Linked DNA regions of Homo sapiens: region 2 is linked to region 1. Evidence: chromatin contacts called from ENCODE Hi-C or POLR2A ChIA-PET data. All regions are on one chromosome and are shown on one strand. Each heading gives the region's core, a stretch centred on a gene start or an enhancer-like site at or near the end of the contact. The rest is flanking DNA. Distances are from core to core; before and after follow the strand shown.

Region 1 (3,009 bases), core at 75-2,574:
CCTGGTCCTGCCCCTTACTAACTGGGTGACACCAGGCAAGTTACTTAACCTGAGTTTCCACACCAGTATAATGGACTGAATCATGCTTACCAGCTGAGGAGGTCACTATGAGGATTAATGGCGTGTAAAATCCTTAGCACAGCACCTGACACATAATGCTTAATAAAGATTACTCAAATACTGATGCTATTATAATACAGTTGATTTTTTTTACCTAAATACAGACTTTACATTTATCCCTATAAAATTTTCTGTTTTGTTTAGTGCCCAGCGTTTCTGTAGCTTGTAAAAACCTTTTGAATCTTGATCATCTTTAGCTAATCAATCATTTCATCTGCTTGTTTGATACATGTGTTTTGTTTTTTCATCTACGATACTGGTGAAAGTGTTGAATGAAAGGGGAGGCGGTAGAGCTCTGTGGCATGCCTCTGGAGACCTTTTTTTTTTTTTTTTCCTAAAGGTTGCTCTTGCTCATTAATTAGAACTCAGGTTATGACTGTGTAGTGACAGGTTCACTACAGTCATTCCACCATCTGTTTCTTTCACTTGTGCAAGAGGAACTCACAAATATCTTCAAAGTTCTGCTGAAACTCAGATGTGCAAGGTCAAAAGAAGTGTCTTGACTAGCAGTCCAGGGCCCCTGTCTAAAATGAGGTCAAAGTTCAGCGTAACGATTTTTTTTTTAATTTGGCTAATTCTAAATAGTTTTTAGACTTCTATATACCATTAACAACTCTGGAAAATTAAATGTATCCATTGTATTATGTATGGGTAGTTCAAAGAGAAAAAAAGGGATGAAAAGACTGAAATACTTAGTCTTTAATTGGTGCAACTGAACCACTGGGAATTTGAATTTTTGTTCAAAAGTTGTTTATGGAGTGCTAGTTATGGGAAGCCTTTGCATTGGATTCCAAGCACAAAGACCAGGCTCTTAAAGTTCAAATGCCAGTGGGGGAGATGGGAGGCAGCCTAGATACCTGGGGGAGGAGCAGAGAGCGCTCAAGGGAAGCATCCAGCTCTGCTAGATGGCAAGTGGCAAGGAGAGTGCCAAGATGAGGAGTGTCTCCAGCTACTCCAGACTGTTCAGAGCTGTTTGCTCTTGGATGGGGAGAGGATGGGTGGGGCTAGGGTGGAAGGAACAGAAGTACACAGCAGAAAGCCAAAGAAGGCCTGCCATGTTCCAGAAAGTGCTAGTGGTTTTGGGTGGCCACAGGCAGAGGGTGGATTGAAAAGAGGGTGAGGCCTGAGCAGGAAATTGGCCAGAATGCTGGTTGCCCAGGCCTGGCTCTTCCTCAAAACCCATGTGGGGGTTGATTTTCAAAGCTTTTCTCTTGCCGGGCCCCACCCACAGGAATTCCAATCAAGTACGGATGAGAGAGTCTGTCTGCCCAAAGAAACCTCGTGCTCAGCCTGGCTGAGGAAGCCTCCGGGGGCTGCTGCACCAGTCAAGAGAGGATTGGTGGGGGTAGGGTTGGGGGCTGACTTATGGCCATGGCAAGGGGGCTGGTAGGCAGGGGCGGACAGGAGAGGGCTTTTAAAAGGCAGTCTTTTCTAGCACCTGGTGACTGTTGGGCTGTTGGGGTGGAGACACAGAGGGGTGCCCAGCACTGTCCCAGGCTTCTGACATGAGGGGCAAGAGAGCTAGGAAGGAGGAGCGTCGGCATCACTGGAGTTTGGAATTTATGAGTCTATGAGGACATTTAGGGGCTGACATCTTGGAGGCAATTGGAAATGTGGTGTAGAGCTCCAGTGCACGATCTGGGTGGGAGGTCTCAGATGCACAGGTGCCAGGCAGTTGCAGAAGCTGTGGAATTGGGTGGAACTCTCCAGAAACAGCCTATCATGAGAAGAGGCTGGGAAGGACCTTGGGAGACACGGACATGGGGGGCAGTGGGAGGGGCAGGGGAGCCAGGGGAGGGGCCCATGAGGAGCGAATGAAGAGGAGGAGGAAGAGAGGGGCATGGTGTGACAATCTGGCCTGGCTGACCTGGAGTGTGGACACTCCCAGTCCAGAAAGCGGTTCTAGGAGGGAAACACATGTCGTCCCATCTTGTCCCATCTTCCATATAAGTCTTCAAGTCATTTCTGTGGCTCATGCCAGAAGATCCCTCAGAAAAGCAGGCGGCGTGAGAAGATGCTGTTCTCATCTCACCTGTGTGCCTTGGGGGGGTGGCTGGCATGGTCTTGAGCTCATAAGGTTCAGTGGTCCCGAGCCTCTGCCTCAGCTTGGCGCCTTGGCATGGGGAGGGCACTCAGGGAAGTTGGGAGGTGGCCCTCTCTTTCCTGGCTCCGCTGAAGGGCTTGGCGAGCTGTTCCATCCCAGTCCACAGACTCCTGCCTCATGGGAAGGCCCCATATTCTGGAGGTCAGTTGACAGCTGGTTACATTGTTTGCATGAACTGCGGACTGCATCTGTTTGGATGAATGCTGTAAAGTTAACTCTTCCTCCAGTTTGAAGCATTGCTTTGTGGGTAGAGGAATGTGAGGGAGGAGGGGACAGGAATGAATGGGTGGAACTTACCCGGAGCTGAGTAAACTCACCGTTGTTTACTTACCAGGCTGGGTTTCAGCTGCAGGGCACTCAATGCCAGCAGAAGCACCAGGATCGCAGGGTGTGGGCGGCCTGGGGTACTGGGCTGAGGAGTCACTGGTCTTCAGAAGAGAAGCCGTCAGTGGTTACGTATGTCCTAATACTGCCTGCCATTTAATACCACTTTTAGCTGAAACCAATCCTAAATTATAGTTAGGAGAGCACATGGACTCTCAAGTAGATGGTTGCAGTTCAGAGTTCAGGATTACTTTCAGGGCCAGATTCGCTTAACTAATACGGAGTTCAAACTAGGAGTCACAGGCCCTAGCTCTGCTGGAGTCCTGGTCCTTTGAGACTCTGTCTGCTGTTTGGTGAGTTATTTCTCTCTGGGCTTCAGTTAGGGGCTCTGTTAAACAAAAGGATTGATTGGCCTAGTGACTTTCACATTACTTCTCAGAGCCCAGGCTTCCTTGGAAGGC
Region 2 (3,142 bases), core at 83-2,582, 180 kb before region 1:
GGGAAATTTTCATCAATTATTTCCTTAAATAGGTTTTCAGAACTTTTTGCATTTTCTTCCTCCTTGAGAATACCAATAATTCGTAAGCTTGGTTGCCTTATGTAGACCCTAATATCTTGATGTCTTTATTCATTCTTTTTTCCTCACTTTTGTCTGATTATGTTATTTCAAAAGACTTGTCTTCAAGTTTTGAGATTCTTTTTTTCTGCTTAGTCTAGTCTATTTTTGAAGCATTTCAAATGTATTTTGTAATTCCTTCAATAATTTTTCAGACCCAGAATTTCTGTTTGTTTTTGAAATCTGTCTCCTGTAAATTCCTCATGTGCATCCTAAATTGATTTTCTGATTTTCTTTATATTAGTTTGCAGATTTCTCTTGCATCTCATTGAGCTTCTTTAAAATCAATACTTTGAATTATTTATCGACATTTCAAGGATTTTTGTTCTGCTTAGGATCTATTGCCAAATAATTATTTTGTTCCTTTGAGGGCGCCATAATACCTTGCTTTTTCATACTTCCTATATGTTGATTTCTGTGTATCTGAAGATGTGACTATGATGCTGATTGGGTAGGGCCATTTGTCTGCATGAAGTGACAAAGACTTTGTATGATTTCCTTGGATATACATAGCCTTAATGCGGTAGCTTTCTTGAATGCTGGTTGTAGTGGCGTACCAGGCAGTGAGCAGACACACAACCTCCTGTGCAGCTGTGATGTCATGGGTGATAGGGGCAGTAGTTGTGAGAAGCTCTTCTCTTTCTCAAGTGCTGTGCTCTTGTGTTAATTGTTGCAGTGGGCTCTTCAGGCTGTCCCAGAAGGTGGATTGGGCCATGGAACCCCCAGGGGCCTGGATCCTGCACCCTATCTTGGAGTGGGGGGCAAAGCTGGAATGGAGCTAAGTTAGCTAGGCCTGCACTCAGACCACCTACCCTGATGGGAGTGGCTACCTACCCTGATTTAGGCCTCTGGTAAAATACCTGGGTTAGGGCTGACCACTGTTATGCTGATGTCTCAGCCTGGGAAGGGAGGGTGGTTCTAGCTTCACAGCCTTGGCTGGCAGACATGGGACCTGCTTCCCTCTTACACCCCAGTCTTGGCAAGGTTCATGCCCCCATCTCAACTATGTTAGCCAGTCTGGCTGTTCACTTAGTCACTACAGTTTGCTTCTCGTCTGCAGTGCAGTCTTGGGCTATAGGAGTCACTGTGCAGCTCAATACTACACCTCTCTGGCACTTCTCCTCCTCTGGTCCATGGGTGGGGTTGGGGGGAGCCCAGTTTCAGCACCAGCAGCTGGAGCCCATACCACACTCATTTCTCAGTTCTGGCTGTGGGAGCCCCTCCCACAGGTTTCAGTTCCCCAAGCCCCAGCCTGAGTCTCTCTACTGCCAAAGACTGCTGCTGCTGTGGCTAGCTCCCAGGCGTGTGAGGTGCAGCTTGCTAAGTAAGAGCTAGGAAAGAGAATAGGGTCCTGCTGTAGGTGTCCAGTCTGAAGGAATGCCTGGGATACTTCCTCAAGCAGTTCCTTCTCACAGTCTCCTGGCTGCTCCGCATGTTAGATCTAGGGCTTAGAAGGGGCAAGGTACTTTCCTGTGGTCTGGATTGCTCGATTCCCTAGTGGGAAAGTGGACCACAGAGAGATATGTACCCTTTTCCATATTGGGGATTCACTCCTGGTTTTTGGCCGGTCCTGGCCATACGGGCTACCTACCTTCCTTCTTCTCAGATTTTGGAGTTTCTTTTTGCTTTTCTGTTGGACTCATTGCTTTTCATGTCAAACATATTATCATGGATAATATGTTCAAAGTATGATTGTCTACACACTATTTTGGTTCTTCTGAGTTTATGAAGTGTGCTAGAAAAGCCTCTAGTCAGCCATCTTGGGCGAAAAAAATCTCAAGATGTATCTTTTTCTTAATGATTTGTAAGAGTTCTTTTTAAAAGTCTTTTTAAATTTATTCTATTTATTTTCTAGAGACAGGGTCTTGCTCTGTTGCTCAGGCTGGAGTGCAGTGGCATGATCATAGCGCACTATACTTTCGAATTCCTGAATTCAAGCAATCCTCCTGCCCTAGCCTCCCAAGTAGCTGGGACTACAGGCAAAAGTTCTTTATACATTAAGGGACTTTGCTTTTTTACAAATATATTTTTGGTCACCCTGTATTTTGGGTTTGTTTATGATGTATTTTGGCACCCAGAAGTTTTTTATTTTTCTGAAAAATATTTTATACCAACCATTCTTTCAAAATTATAAAACCTAGATCAACTTTCATAGCTGCTTTTCTCGGCTAAAATTAAGCTAAAAGGACACTTAATAAAAGGGGCAAGGATAGGGGATCATGGGAGGAGTTAATAAGAAAGCATCATGCAGCCCAAAGTTTAACACTTCCACTTAAAGATGCAGGCCAACAGGGCTTTTTTGCTTAAGGTGTCTCAGCCAGCAGCAAGATGGCCTACTCATTTGCCCTCTCAAAGCCAGCTCATTATAGAATTCCGTAATAATCTTGCCCTGACCTTACTACCAAGGCTGCTGTTTCCAGGTCAAGAATCTCCCTTCTAGTGCTCATCATTAATGAGGTAATACCAGTGAAATGTCCCTCCTTGCCCCTGCCCTTAGGTAAAGCTGACTCCCAGTGTGGCCAATACAGTCTCTATTTGCCTAATATGGATGACATTTTGGAAGCAATTATGTGTATATTAGATAAATCCTGTCTACAGGCTAAATGTGAGTGACAGTCATATATACATAACTAGGAAAACGACTAATCATAAGCAGGAGTTGTACAAGATGTGCTTTTGTTTATGATTAAAAGACTGCTGATTAGAACTAGGGTGTTGGAAACATCTGGTCATTCATTACTCTGCTTAAAAGCCTGTGATGAATCCCTGTCTCATGCAGTATATAGGCCAAACTGCCTACCATGGCACATGAGGTCTTTCACATCCTGCTCCTAACCTATTTTTTCAGTCAGCTAAACACTATGCTAAGCACTTTCATTTCACACATATTTATTGAGTACCTGCTAGTTACCAAACATTGTTCTAGGTTTCGGTGTTCGTTGTCCCTGCCCTCACAGGCTTTCTGGCTAGTTAGGGACACAAAGAATCCCACATAACCAAAACAATCTATAGAGTAGTCAGGGTG

Evidence for each region. Hi-C counts contacts between places; a loop is a spot of excess contacts on that map. ChIA-PET counts read pairs that join two places held with the same protein, here RNA polymerase II (POLR2A). Pooled maps may share reads with other maps.
Region 2: a map with no recorded cell type shows a loop between it and region 1 (8-fold over the local background). The contact joins two enhancer-like sites. A Hi-C loop is called at or near these places in 4 of 37 single-sample maps with no recorded cell type and 4 of 50 pooled maps. POLR2A ChIA-PET finds 5 or more read pairs at or near these places in 1 of 52 experiments (A673).

Annotation. Positions count from the first base shown.
Region 1 is chr15:52,288,071-52,291,079 of GRCh38, reverse strand. All of the region lies in intron 1 of MYO5C (myosin VC), which reads left to right. Among named protein-coding and RNA genes, the nearest start is that of MYO5C, 6.2 kb to the left of the region's middle. Within about 2 kb of position 1,324, at least 16 of the 41 ENCODE cell types and tissues checked have a DNase peak (open chromatin) inside an H3K27ac peak, as active enhancers do.
Region 2 is chr15:52,464,486-52,467,627 of GRCh38, reverse strand. All of the region lies in intron 1 of MYO5A (myosin VA), which reads left to right. Among named protein-coding and RNA genes, the nearest start is that of MYO5A, 63 kb to the left of the region's middle. RefSeq lists enhancers at 1,176-1,465, 1,110-1,865. Within about 2 kb of position 1,332, at least 10 of the 41 ENCODE cell types and tissues checked have a DNase peak (open chromatin) inside an H3K27ac peak, as active enhancers do.